Regions from separate parts of the Mus musculus genome. Here regions 2, 3 and 4 are each linked to region 1. Evidence: chromatin contacts called from ENCODE Hi-C or POLR2A ChIA-PET data. All regions are on one chromosome and are shown on one strand. The core of a region is the stretch at or near the end of the contact, and the rest is flanking DNA. Distances in the headings are between cores, read along the strand shown. Region 1 holds the start of Sbds (SBDS ribosome maturation factor). Region 2 holds the start of Chchd2 (coiled-coil-helix-coiled-coil-helix domain containing 2). Region 3 holds the start of Vkorc1l1 (vitamin K epoxide reductase complex, subunit 1-like 1). Region 4 holds the start of Psph (phosphoserine phosphatase).

Evidence for each region. A loop is a pair of places that touch in the nucleus more often than their neighbours do. ChIA-PET counts read pairs that join two places held with the same protein, here RNA polymerase II (POLR2A).
Region 2: POLR2A ChIA-PET joins it to region 1 with 26 read pairs in embryonic stem cell. The contact joins the promoter of Chchd2 here to the promoter of Sbds in region 1. POLR2A ChIA-PET finds 5 or more read pairs at or near these places in 4 of 5 experiments (Patski and embryonic stem cell).
Region 3: POLR2A ChIA-PET joins it to region 1 with 15 read pairs in embryonic stem cell. The contact joins the promoter of Vkorc1l1 here to the promoter of Sbds in region 1. POLR2A ChIA-PET finds 5 or more read pairs at or near these places in 2 of 5 experiments (Patski and embryonic stem cell).
Region 4: POLR2A ChIA-PET joins it to region 1 with 13 read pairs in embryonic stem cell. The contact joins the promoter of Psph here to the promoter of Sbds in region 1. A Hi-C loop is called at or near these places in 2 of 37 maps with a recorded cell type or tissue (T-helper 1 cell and T-helper 2 cell). POLR2A ChIA-PET finds 5 or more read pairs at or near these places in 2 of 5 experiments (Patski and embryonic stem cell).

The regions. Positions count from the first base shown.
Region 1 is chr5:130,253,635-130,256,804 of GRCm38, forward strand. Sbds (SBDS ribosome maturation factor) reads right to left here and starts at 1,896. Exons shown (of 5, transcript NM_023248.2): 1 at 1,576-1,896; 2 at 305-434. The coding sequence starts at 1,703. It also overlaps a transcript of Tyw1 not described here.
Region 2 is chr5:129,886,024-129,889,344 of GRCm38, forward strand. Chchd2 (coiled-coil-helix-coiled-coil-helix domain containing 2) reads right to left here and starts at 1,447. Exons shown (of 4, transcript NM_024166.6): 1 at 1,175-1,447. The coding sequence starts at 1,224.
Region 3 is chr5:129,940,467-129,943,633 of GRCm38, forward strand. It overlaps Vkorc1l1 (vitamin K epoxide reductase complex, subunit 1-like 1), which reads left to right and starts at 1,643. Exons shown (of 3, transcript NM_027121.4): 1 at 1,643-1,899. The coding sequence starts at 1,706.
Region 4 is chr5:129,785,481-129,788,720 of GRCm38, forward strand. Psph (phosphoserine phosphatase) reads right to left here and starts at 1,773. Exons shown (of 8, transcript NM_133900.4): 1 at 1,475-1,773. It overlaps Cct6a (chaperonin containing Tcp1, subunit 6a (zeta)), which reads left to right and starts at 1,876. Exons shown (of 13, transcript NM_009838.2): 1 at 1,876-2,095; 2 at 2,754-2,817. The coding sequence starts at 1,959.

The DNA.
Region 1 (3,170 bases), core at 646-3,145:
GCTATTATAATGGATGTGGGTGAGGTGGCATGTCCCTGGAGGAATCAGAAGTTCCATGCCAGCATGGCTATCCCCTGAGTTTGATGTCAGCTTGGGCTACAGAGTGAGATTCTGTCTCAAAAAAATAGCAACAGACAAATACCATACAGACCTCCCCAAATTGCCCAACAATATAAACTGGAGGTGGGAGGGACCCAACAAATGCTAAAACAACAAAAACTCATCAAGAAAAACAGTAAACACAGTGGTCCAGATGTTGCCTACCATCGTGAGATTTTGTTACATTGCACCTGGCAGGACCTACCTGCTTGCAGATTTCAGTCTGGTCGTCTGTCCCAAATGCACTGATGAGGTCTTCCTTCTTGGCAACCTGACCTTTGGAAACATTTACAAACACTGAATGGGTCTGCAGAACTTCATCAAGGTCTTTTTCCCTTGAAAGGGCAGGAGAGAAAGTCCTATGTGAATCCACTGGATAGTAGAAAATCCACTCACATTTAAACACAAGATAGCAACAAGAGAAATGGCAAGTGCTGCAAGCTGGGTGTGATGTGCACATCTGTAACTCACCATTTAGGAGGCAGAGGCAGGGAAATTGGGAGTTTGAGGCCAGTCTCAAAAAAAAAAAAAAAAAAAACCAAACAAAACAAAAAAAAACAAAACAAAAACCCTAAAGAAAAAAAAAAAGAGAAATCTCACACACACACACACCACACTCTCTCTCTGGTGGCTACCTGCGAAGGACAGTATCTGGATTCTCCCACTTCACCACAGAGGGAAAAACTACATCATTGTTTTATGTAAGGAAACTCAGGGTGTGGTGGGGAGTGGTGTTTCTTCTGTCCTGGAATATCTGTCCCTAGATGGCAGTAGCGAAGACACTACTACGCACTTTGGGAAACTGGGGATTCTGAGGTGTGACGTTTTAATTTCAGGATTTGTAGGTGTAAGATTAGCTTCCCGATTGTTATCCCTGGAAAATGACCATAATGTTTCTCTTCTTGGAGATAGCATTTGGAATGTTGGATTCCTGTCTTTTTTTGTTTTGGTTTGGTTTTTTTTCGAGACAGGGTTTCTCTTTGTAGTCCTGTCTGTCCTGGAACTCACTCGGTAGACCAGGCTGGCCCTGAACTCAGAAATCCGCCTGCCTCTGCCTCCCAAGTGCTGGGATTAAAGATGTGCGCCACCACCGCCCGGCCGGATTTAAACATTTAATCCAAGAGGCTACTGCAATTTCGGGTCCTCTTGACCGCAGCTTTGTTTTATTAGTACAGGGTCGGTCACGGTCTCTCTCACACACACATACACATACACACACACACACGTTCCAGGCTGGCCTGGAAATCGCAGCAATCCTCCTGCCTCAGTTTCCTGGGCGCTGGGATTACAGGCCTAAACCATCGGTCCCACCCGGCTCTGATGGCGTTTGTAGTTGGCAGTTTTTATGATACTAACAAAATCCCAAAGCAGAACCCAATCCGAATCGGGTAAACCAGGCCTGAAAGGTACCGATGGGTCGCAGGAGCCGGGGTTAGGGAGGCCAGGCCGCCGAACTCTGGGCACAGGATTACTCACACGCCACTCCGCCAGCCGACGACCTTGTTTTTATAGCAGGCGATTTCGAAGCGCTTCCCTCCCCGCTTCATCCGCACCACGGCCACATTGGTCAGTCGGATCTGGTTGGTGGGGGTGAAGATCGACATGGTGGCTGTTCACAGATCTCGAGCTCGAGGGGACGCCAAGTGCTCGGCTGAAACGACCCTGCGGCGCGCGAACCCTTAACGCCCAAGGAGTGCGCGGCTCTTCCGGAACCTACCAGGGAAGAAGCTACCGCACGCCCGATTGCCCTACTGCACATGCGTCAAGTGGCGCACTAGCCAGGCAGCCGATAAGAAAGCAACCACGCCTGCGCGCCGTGACTTTTTACGCCCTCTAGTTCCACCCTCAAAGGAAGGCGGGTCGTTCTGTGATGACGTCATTTACAGGCGCCAGTTACGCCTACCTATTATGGGTGAGTAATGTTTATTATCTGGGTGGAAACATGATATTTTGGTTGAATAGTTCTGCAGAGTTCAGAGGCTGCGCTCATTTTAAATTTAAAAAAAAATTTTTTTTGATTTATTTATTATATGTAAGTACACTGTAGCTGTCCTCAGATACTCCAGAAAAGGCATCAGATTTCGTTACGGATGGTTGTGAGCCACCATGTGGTTGTTGGGATTTGAACTCGGGACCTTAGGAAGAGCAGTCGGCGCTCTTAACCACTGAGCCATCTCGCCAGCCCTATTTTTTTTTTTTTAAGATTTACTTTTTAAAAGATTTATTTATTTATTTTATGTATATGAATACACGGTAGCTGTCTTCAAACGCACCAGAAGAGGGCATCAGATCCTATTACAGATGGTTGTGAGCTACCATGTGGTCCTGGGAATTGAACTCAGGACCTTTGGAAGAGCAGTCAGTGATATATATACACACATATATGTGTGTATATGTACACACATATATACACACACACATATATATATCTTTTTTTTTTTTTTTTTGAGACAGGGTTTCTCTGTGTAGCCCTGGCTGTTCTGGGACTCACTCTGTAGACCAGGCTGGCCTCGAACTCAGAAATCCGCCTGCCTCTGCCTCTCGAGTGCTGGGATTAAAATCGTGCGCCACCACGCCCGGCTATAACTTTTAAAAGAAGTAAATAAAAACTCTCTTGGCTTAGTCACCTATGCACATGGGAGTCAGAGGCAGGCTAATTGCGTTGTAAATTCGAAGCCATTTTGTTTTATATAGGCGAGTTACAGGCCATCCAGAGCTACACAGTGAGACTCTTTCTCCAAATAGTAGCTATCCTGAATCTCGTGATCATTTTGTTTCAGCCTCAAGAGCGCTGAAATACAGGTCTGTGTCATCAAGCTGAATTCCTTTTTTCCATTTATTGACTGATTGATTGAGGCAAGGTCTCTTTATAGCCCTGGCATACGTAGTCCTGGAGCTCACTACGCGGCGGAACAAGCTGTCCATTAACTAGGAACTCCCAGAGATCCGTCTGCCTGTGCCTCTGGAGTGCTAGGATTAATGGTCAGTCAGCAGCATGCCAGGTTGTCATTTATTTCTTGATAGTACTGCCCTCTGTCCTGCCCTTTCCCCTTCTGAGCCGAAGCGAGAAA
Region 2 (3,321 bases), core at 197-2,696, 370 kb before region 1:
GAACTCAGGACCTTCCAAAGAACAGTCAGTGCTCTTACCTGCTGAGCCATCTCGCCAGCCCATAAAATAAACTAAGAAAAAAAAAATCTTAAAAAAAAAAAAAAAAGTGGGGGCCGGGTTAGGGTGCCGTGGGCAAGGTCTGGTAGCCCATACCTTTAATCCCAGTCCTTGGGAGGCAGAGGCGGGCAGCCTCTTTGGAGTTCAAGGCCAGCCAGGGCCATAGTGAAAACCCCTTTCAAGGAAACAACAAACCACCACGCCAATCCAAAAAGAAAAATCTAGGGAAAGTGACCTGCCTGAGCTGCAACTTTGACTCATATTTTTGGGGGGGTTCTGGACAGGAATCTCTCTATGGGTAGCCTTGCTAGCCTTGAACTGGTTGCAACCCCCGCTTGCCTTCCGGGAGAAGGAGGCACAAGGGACTATCTTGATGACAGATGACGCATGCGCTACAACATGCACTCCCGAGGTTCACTCCCAGTATGAGCACAATTTTAGTTTTCTACGATTTTATTACCCCAAGGAGGGACCTCAGAATCTGGACTGGGGGGAGGGGTGTCAACAATTTCCTATTTGTTTTTTAGGTCGGCCGGCAAGGTAGCTCAATAGATCGTTTACCACAAAATGGTAGACATCTTGGACCCAAGTGATGGAAAGACATAGCTTTAAATTTTCGGCCCTCTACACACAGCCCGCAATTTTCTTTGTTTCTTTTTCCTTAAAAAAATAAATAAATAAAAGAAAAGAAAATCTTTAAAGCCGGCAATCCCAGCCCTAAGGAAGCGGAGTCAGGAAAATCAAGGAAGGCCAAGCGAGGCCATAAAGTTCAAGGCTAACCTGAGACTCAAAAACGCAGTGAGTAGAACAAAGAAAATACAAAAACCACCCCACCCCCACCCCTGGCCAAGAGTTTACCACGCATCTTTCTTTCCTCGCCTCCTTGTATACTACGCCCTCGACAGCCCTTCCCCCAGCCTGTCTAGGGAAAAGGTCACGTTTCAGAGTCCTCTCCCCGAGTGCACCGACCATGTCCCTGTTCTCAGGAAGTCCGCCCCACCAGCGGATCCCTTCCCGACCGCTCGCTCCGTCTCTTCACCGGTCGCCTTCGCAGCCCTCAGGCTACAGAACCTTGCCCTGGCGGCCCGCGCTCGGTTCCCGGCCCCGAGGGTCTCACCTGGCCGGAGGAGTCACCCGGGAAGTGCGGCTTCGGCTTCCACGCGGCATCCTAACTGCTCGAAGTCTCACCGATCAGCGAAGACAAACTGCGAAACGTACAGAAGCGTCCAGCAATTTCTACCAAGGAGAGAGGAAGGGTGGAGGCGGTACCTCACCGGGCAACCAATAAGAAATCAGGAAAAGCTCGGGCGCTAAAGGTTATTGGACAAAGGAGATATCAGTAATGGGCAGAGCCTGGACTCAGCGTCCTAGGCCCGGAAGTTACGAAGTTGGCGAGGAGGAGCTAAGGCTAACCGGAAGTTCCTGGGGTTGCACTCTCAAATTTTGTCCTCCGATTCAATGGTGGAGGTTAGGTTTTTGCTTCCGATGGCCGGCTGGCCTACTCCACAACCTGACTGACCTTGATTTTCACTGTCTCCTGCCTTAGCCTCTCAAGTAAACTGGATTAGGGGCTTACTGGGGTCTGCTCTTGGGCTGTTTACTTAACCCTTCTCTGTTTTGTTTTGGGACAATGCCTCCGGTAACGGATGTTGCCTTGGATCTCGCTGTTCTCACGTCTCAGCCTCCTAGTACTGGTCACGCAGGAAAAACTCTGTTTTTCTGTTATAAAGAATTTACTAATAAACGTGTTTGGAAATATTAAATTACATAAGCAGAATTTCGCTAAAGGAGCTCTGCTCCCAACATGTCTGGAAGATAGTGAACTAGCCGAGCTTATTAGAAACTATGAAAAAGGGGCTGATGAGATGGCTCAGCGGAGAAGAGCACTGACTGCTCTTCAAAAGATCCGGAGTTCAAATCCCAGCAACCACAAAGTGGCTCACAACCACCCATAACGAGATTTGACACCCTCTTCTGGTGTGTCTGAAGACAACTACAGTGTACTTACATATAATAAATAAATAAATCTTAAAAAAAAAAGAAACTATGAGAAAGAAAATTCTGTACATAATTCAAGTTTCTGTTGCAGAGAAATTTTCTGCTCATATTTACCAAGGCTCGTCTTCAATTAAGCGCTATTTCCATAATAAAAGAAGACCATCCTGACTTAATACTAGCCAGTAAGATCATCTGCATATCAAAGAACAGGCCTCTAAAGCTGTTGTCCTCAACCTGTGGGTTTCAGACTGTGATTTAGGGACTGAGTTACTGCTCTTTTCCACGTAAGACTGCTCAAATGCAGAGATGCCCACATTCCAGTATCCAGAACTGTATAAAAGGGTTGCAGCATTAGGAAAGTTGAGAATCATTGAATCTAGAAGTCTCCTCAACTGTGGCCACAGAGGCTTGTGGTCCCATAAGCTCTCACCACAGAGGATGTTGGTGACCTGAGCCCATTGATTGGCAGAGATATCTGCAGTGTCAATCCATGATGCTTCCTGGAAAACACTCTTGTCCTCGTAATGTGGATGAAGACCATTCCTACACATTGCCCATGAGGTCATATAGTCCTACAGAGTAGCAGTAGGCCATCTGATGGAGAAACAGGGGACTCTCCTCCCCACCAAATGCCCAGGGGAATGGGGGAAGAGTTTTCCTCTGCCACCTTGTCAGGCACTGTGTATGAAAGGAGATCTTATCATAGTTGTTCTGTGGCAGTGGGAAAGCGATCACTGGTGACAGTCCGTGAAAACCATTTTCAGCTCTGTTACCCCTGGGGAACTATCTGTGACAAGGACAATGGAAGTCAAAGAGTTATCAGCCTGTCCCAAGGATGTGCACCTGTCTGTCCAGAGGAAAACCATGAAAGATCTTGAGAGAGAGTGAAAAATAGAGAACTTGCCCCATTGTTCCAGGATGCCAGGTGTTTGCAGTTTTTGCCAGGTGTTTTCGGTTTTTGCCTTTATAAACCCCTAAACCCCTCACCCCTTGAGCTCATGTTCAACTCCTCTACCCCTGCGTGGGATACAAGTCGTCCCCAGTGCACTGGTCTTTCCCGAATAAACCTCTTGCAGTTTGCATCAAGACCGTTACTCATAGCCGGGTGGTGGTGGCACACGCCTTTAATCTCAGCACTTGGGAGGCAGAGGCAGGCGGATTTCTGAGTTCGAGGCCAGCCTAGTCTACAAAGTAAGTTCCAGGACAGCCAGGGCTACACAGAGAAACCCTGTCTCGAAAAAAAACAAAAACAAAAACAAAACAAAA
Region 3 (3,167 bases), core at 393-2,892, 310 kb before region 1:
AGGTGTAAATTGGAGCTGTTGTTACTGCCCAGGGAGGACCTGCAGCCTTCTCACTGCCATAGGAGAGAACCTGAAAGAGGACTCTCAGGGTTTGAGATGACTACAGCCATGCCTCACATCTTAATTTGATCCAAGGTAGAGAGGAAGAGAAAGAGAGAGGGAAAGGTGGAGAGACTGAGCCGGAAGATTCCTGACGCAGAGAAAATGAAAAAAAAAAAACCCCAAACAAAACAAACAGACACCCAGTTTATTAGCTTGCTTAAAGCTGCAAAAAATTGGGGTGATTTGTTATCCAACATTGTATAATTAATTGAAGAACATTACTTATTAATCAAAATCACTAGGTGATGCCCCCAAAGCCTAAGAGCTGCATTGAAGCAAAAGCTAGCAATCTCCATCAACAGCTTGTTTCTTTGTAGACACAGATATCCTTACATGGGTTTTCCTGTCCAGTTTTGACAGCAAGGAAGCTCAGAATCAGTTATGGCTCAATTTTAACAATTTTGCAAGCCTCTATGACCTCCTCACGTTTCGTTTTCTTCTGATTTCCCTTTTTCCAAGTTTTTGAGCTTTTTTTTTAAAGTTCATTTTTATCCTTTTAGTATGGATTATGTTAAAGCCACATCAAATCCAAATTATAGAGAAGTATTCATGAACCCATTTAAAAATAGGTTTTTTTAAATGTAAAAATAGTTTTGCGCATTTAAGAAAAAAGTTTCTCACATGTTGAACACAAGACGCCTGGAGGTGGTGCCTGGGGAAGATCATGTCACACAAACGTGTCTCTGGAGCTCTGGAGCCATTGGTCAGGGACAATTTGGATTGGATAAGAAATATCAAGTGATAACGACGGAAATGTGTGTGTGTGCAGAAAGGCAACTGATTGCTACCAGGAGCCAAGGGCTTGCCCAGTCAAGCATTGTAGTAGTATCTTTGAAATCGATCCCTTGTAACAGACCCTAAGATTAAGCCAAACCACCTCTCGCCTCACCCCTTTCCTAGGCCACACCCCTCATCCTTCCTGGTCACGCCCCTGCCCCATCCAGCACACCAGAGTTTTTGCGCTCCGCCCCTTCCCTTCGCTCCCGCCCCACCTTGTTCCGCCTCCCTTCTGACCGCGCCCTCCAGTGTAACGAACCCCATTTCTCAGCACCACCCTTCACTTGCGCCACGCAACCCTGGCTGCTTACAACCTCCGCCTCTTCCCCGCCCGCGCGCGGTTTTCCCACCCGCCCCTTTAAAATCAAACCACGCCCACCGTCAGCCACGCCCTCCGCATGCGCCGCACCACCTCCCCGCTGTTGCGCGCTCCGCCTCCTCCCTCCACACTTATGAGCGGCTTTCTCGCTCCGCCCCAATTCTGGTCAAGCTCCGCCCCTCCTCAAGCCCTTCCCTCTTTCAGACCCCGCCCTCCGCATGCGCCGCACCGCCTCCCTGGCGGTTGCGCGCTCCGCCCCTCCCTCTGTGTCCGCGCGCGCCTTCCCCGCCCAGTCCGCCTCACTCCTCTCGGGGCGGTTGGGCCGCGCGCCTGTGGGGGCGGGGCCCGGAGGAGGCGACCGAGCCAATGGGGCGCGGCGGTGGTGGCGGCGGCGGCGGCGGCGGCGGAGGCGGTGGCGGCAGCGGCGGCGGCTGGGTCGGGCCCCGACGGGCGGCGGCGTCTGAGGTGGAGGCGGAGGGAGGCGGCGGCGGCGGCGGAGGGGGGAAGATGGCGGCGCCCGTCCTGCTGAGAGTGTCGGTGCCGCGTTGGGAACGGGTGGCCCGGTATGCAGTGTGCGCCGCCGGGATCCTGCTCTCCATCTACGCCTACCACGTGGAGCGGGAGAAGGAGAGGGACCCGGAGCACCGGGCCCTCTGCGACCTGGGGCCCTGGGTGAAGTGCTCCGCCGCCCTGGCCTCCAGGTAGCCCGGCTTGAGTGAGGGGAGCGCGACGCGGGCGGCGGCGGGGGGCGGGGAGCGCGCGGGGAGCTCCGGCCTGAGAGAGCGGGGCCCGGGCCGCGACCCGGACGGCGGTGACCGGGGGGCGGCGGCTGAGGGCAGGCCTCCGGGATGAGGTGGCACAGTGCAGCCGGGAGGGCGCGGGCGCGTCCTGGCCGGTGTGACTTTTCTCCCTGTTGTCGCCGAGAGAGGCGTGTGAAGACCCCCGATGCAGAGATCGGCGAAGCCAGCATTCATCCCCGGGGTCTTGGGACCTCTGCTACCCCGGGGCTATATGTCCGGTGGCTTTTATCACTATCCTCTGGGTTGTTCGGGACAGGTGTTTTCGGTGCTCAGGCCTCTTTGTACTCAGAGTTAAGGAGAATTGGCAGCCTTCTGGAGGCGACAGTGACATTTGCGGGTAGACACGCATTTGACCCTACTCTGGAAGAGGAAGGTACCAGCACTTAACCCTATCTGATTTCTTGGATTTTTCTCCCTTGTGTATTTCACGAAGTGTGCCCAGCAGGGGGAAAATGGCCAGAGTTCGGGTCTACTTTAAGTTTAGAGTAAACGATGAGTACCTTGTGTATAGTGATATTTTAGGTACTACGATGACTGTTATTTTATGAAAGGATCTGAGTTGTGACCCACACTGGCCTGAAACTCATCGGACTATAACCTCTACAGCTATTCCCCTGCCTCAGTCTTTTGAGTAGGGAAATACAAGCATGCACCACCGTGGGTGACTTAGAATGACTTTTACATGTTGCTGATTAGTATTAGCGGAATAATCCGCAAGAGATTAGATTTACGAAACTTTGCTAAGCAGGTTTATTTAAACAATTTTTTGTTTCTTGAAAATACCATCGATTTTTTTTCCTGTTAACATTTTATGTAGTGTGCTAGCTTTTTTTCTTAGAAAAAAGTATTTTACACTTTTAAAAAAGGCTTTTTAAAAAACTGATAGCAGTCATCAAAACCAGCAAAAGTGAAAAGAATTATTGCAGAATAGATAGTTTGACATTTTAATAGAGAGTCCTACCCCTAATATTTTGATGTTTGTTAACAGTGCTTAACATTTCACTACATTCCCTCCTTTTGATAAATGCTAGGGAGACACAAATGTATATAGCTCACTAGTTTATTTTGCCCTCCATATTGGTGGAGGAGTATTTGAAGAAGCTAGGGTTGGAGTTTCTTATCTGCAAACTTAAGGCTGTTGATCTTTCCCACTTAGCCCTTTTCATAGA
Region 4 (3,240 bases), core at 523-3,022, 470 kb before region 1:
GTCACTGGGACATAGTTCAGAAGTTAAGCTCCCGACCAAAAAGTGTAAGCTAGGTGTGGTGGTGTGTGCCTGTACTACCTGCATTTAGGAGGTAGGCAGATCGAGCCAGAGGCTCGTGGGTTAAGAGCACTGGCTGCTCTTCTAGAGGCCCTGCATATAACTCTCAACATCTAACATGGCAGCTCACAACTACAGCCCTATAGGATCTGATGCCCTCTTCTGGTAAGCAGATATACATGCAGACAGAACACCTATATACATTAGATAAACAAACAAACAAACAAGAGGTAGGTAGAGGCAGGAGGATCAGGAGTTCAAGGCTAGCCTTGTCTGCATAGTGAGACCCTGTCACAAAAACAAAACAAACCACAAACAAACAAAAAGCAGCTCCAATATATTCTTGGCTAATGTTTTAAGGACTTTTATATTAAGTAAACACGAGTCTTCTTCATGCCTCGTTATCATCTGCACAGCTTTTGTGGTTTTCAAACCTACAACTCCACTTGAAAACATTACACTAGCATACTTACTGCAGCCAGAAGAGCAGAGGTTTGGGAATAACTAAATGTCAGCCATGTGACTGGTTGTTTCTCTTTCCTTTTTAAATTTCCTGTATTCAGGACCTTTGTACCGGTTAAACCGGCACTCATCCTCTGAGCTACATACCCTATAGTTCTGTTTTCTTTAGACAGGGTCTTCCTATGTAGCCACGGCTGGCCTGGAACTTGCTATGCAGACCAGGCTGGCCTTGAACTCACAGAGATCTGCTTGCCTCCCGTGTTGTGACTATGCCTGGCTCTGTATAGTAGAAGAATAAGAATTTTTCTTTCCTATCAAAATGGCAAAGCCTTCAGTATATATAGCTCAGTGGAATACGTCCAATGGCATTACGAGTTGTCATCTGTGTGGAGAAGTGATTCATATTCATATACATGTTTAAAAATTCAGTACGTATCTATATGTTAAGTGCTCAACATACAGACAGGAAAAACACTTATACGCTTAATATTATTTTCTTTTTAAAAAAATGTTTAAAAGAATGCTTTCAAAGACTGGGCACCACTGTCCAGCCATTAGTTGTTAGTTTTTAGCAGGCTTAGTAGCTCATACCACTTTGGAAGTTGAAGCAGGACTGCTACGAGTTAGAATACCAGTCCGTGTTAGACAGTTCGTGGTCTAGCTGGGACATAGAATGAAACAAGGATTACTATTTGTTTCATTATTTTAAAAAAATTAAAACAAAATCCATTTTAGTTTTCAAGCTGCCTCAATGACCTGGGCCCTAAGAACAGACTGATCCTGAGTCTCCTCAACGCCCATCGCACCACTCCTAAAGCCATCTAGTACTTTCTACCTAGCGTAGTCCTCCCGTCAACCTCCGGGGTCTTAAAACGACCAGGGTACAGGGGAAGGCTCCATTTTCTGTGCTCCCCAATTTACGGATAAAACAGGCAAGGAAAAAAAAAAAATGAACCTGGGAAATCTCGCGAGAGTGTGAGGGAAGCATCCCGGAGTCCAGTAGCTAGAGACACCCTGCAACTAGAGGCCGACGCCTCTGCTTCCTGTCACACCCAGTCGAGTGCAGAGGCCGAAGCATCCCTCACACACGACCTGCAGGGCTTTTCCTGCACCGCGGAGCCGCGCAGCCTCCACGCTGCAAACTCTTAAAAGCGCCGAACCGTGACGCTGGGGGGCGAGCACAACGGAACCTTAAGATCCAGAGTGCCGATGACGGGAGAACCAGTTTCTCAGATGCGCAATGACGTCGCAACTGGGCGTGGTGGGCGGGTCTTAGAGAGACCAGCGTTGGATTAAGCCAATCAGCGGGCGGCAGGAGGGTCGCCACCCAATGGAGGTGCTCTGTGGGCACGCCGGGGGCGGGCCGGGTGCGTAAGACTTTTCGAGAAGACCCCGCAGAGAGCACGTTGTTCTCGGCCTCTCCCGGAGCTAGGCCAGCCATGGCGGCGGTAAAGACCCTAAATCCGAAGGCCGAGGTGGCCCGGGCCCAGGCAGCGCTGGCGGTGAACATCAGCGCGGCTCGGGGCCTGCAGGATGTTCTGAGGACCAACTTGGGGCCTAAGGGCACCATGAAGATGTAAGCCCGGGCTGGCGGGAGGGCGGGCCTGGCGGCTCGATGGCCGCAAACTCGAGTCGCTGCCTCCAGGCCTTCGCGCTAGCGTTTTCTTTCTCCCATGTCTGGGCTGCATCCCATCCAAACCCCCCGAATCCGCGCCTTTCGGGGTTGGCATTTGCACCTATTTCTTATAGAGGAAGAGAGTGGCGTGTGCAACCTTCCCGAACCCAGCCCCGGGCCCCGAGTTTACTGGGATGTAGGAGTAAAGTCCAAATTTCAGGGGATCTGTTTTTGTTACCTCGTTAGCTAGCAAATGAATAAAGTTCACTGAGACATAGCGCTTGGATTTTTTTTTAATTAGTCTTAATTCACTCTCTTTTCTCGCCTCTCGTATCCGTTCCTCAAATTGCGGTTGCTTTGGAGTCGTATATTTCATAGCCTCCTTTGGTTCCCTTTACACCTCATTCTTTTTTGTGGGAATTTTCTTTATGTATTTAGTTGAGATCGGGTCTGACTGATAAGTTACGGCTTGTCTGGAACTCCCTGTGATTCACTTGCCTTCAAGAGGGGATGGGGGATATACATTACCTCCCCTTGGCTGCTTTGTGGAATTCTTACTTGTTTTGTTTTAATTAGAAAAAGTCACATCCTTGCTCATCAATTCCTTCCCATTTGGCAGGCTTGTATCTGGTGCTGGAGACATCAAACTTACTAAAGATGGCAATGTGCTGCTTCATGAAATGGTAAGAGGCTGCCGGGCTGGGTTTAAAAAAAAATTTTTTTTTTTGACCTCTTGCTCCATTTGAGGTGAATAAAATTCTTCATCAGGTCATCATGTCTTTCAGGCAGAAATATAGGAAGTGCTTTAGTGGGTGAGGAACTCTGTCAAATGTGACACATGTGTTTGGATCCTTGGGTTTTTTGTTTGTTTTGGGGGGGTCTACTTTGTAGTCTGGGCTAAAATAAAAAATTGTATAAAAGAATATTGTTATCTCTACTTTAGCTAAATATTGTACCACATAGCTATAATCCCGGCACTCAGCCAGATCTCTTGAGTTCAAAACCAGGTAGAGCTACATAAGCATAGTGAGACCTTGTCTCAAAAACAGGGCAATGGGAAAGAAAACCAAAAAATAAATGCTCATCTTTCCACTCAACTGCAGGAG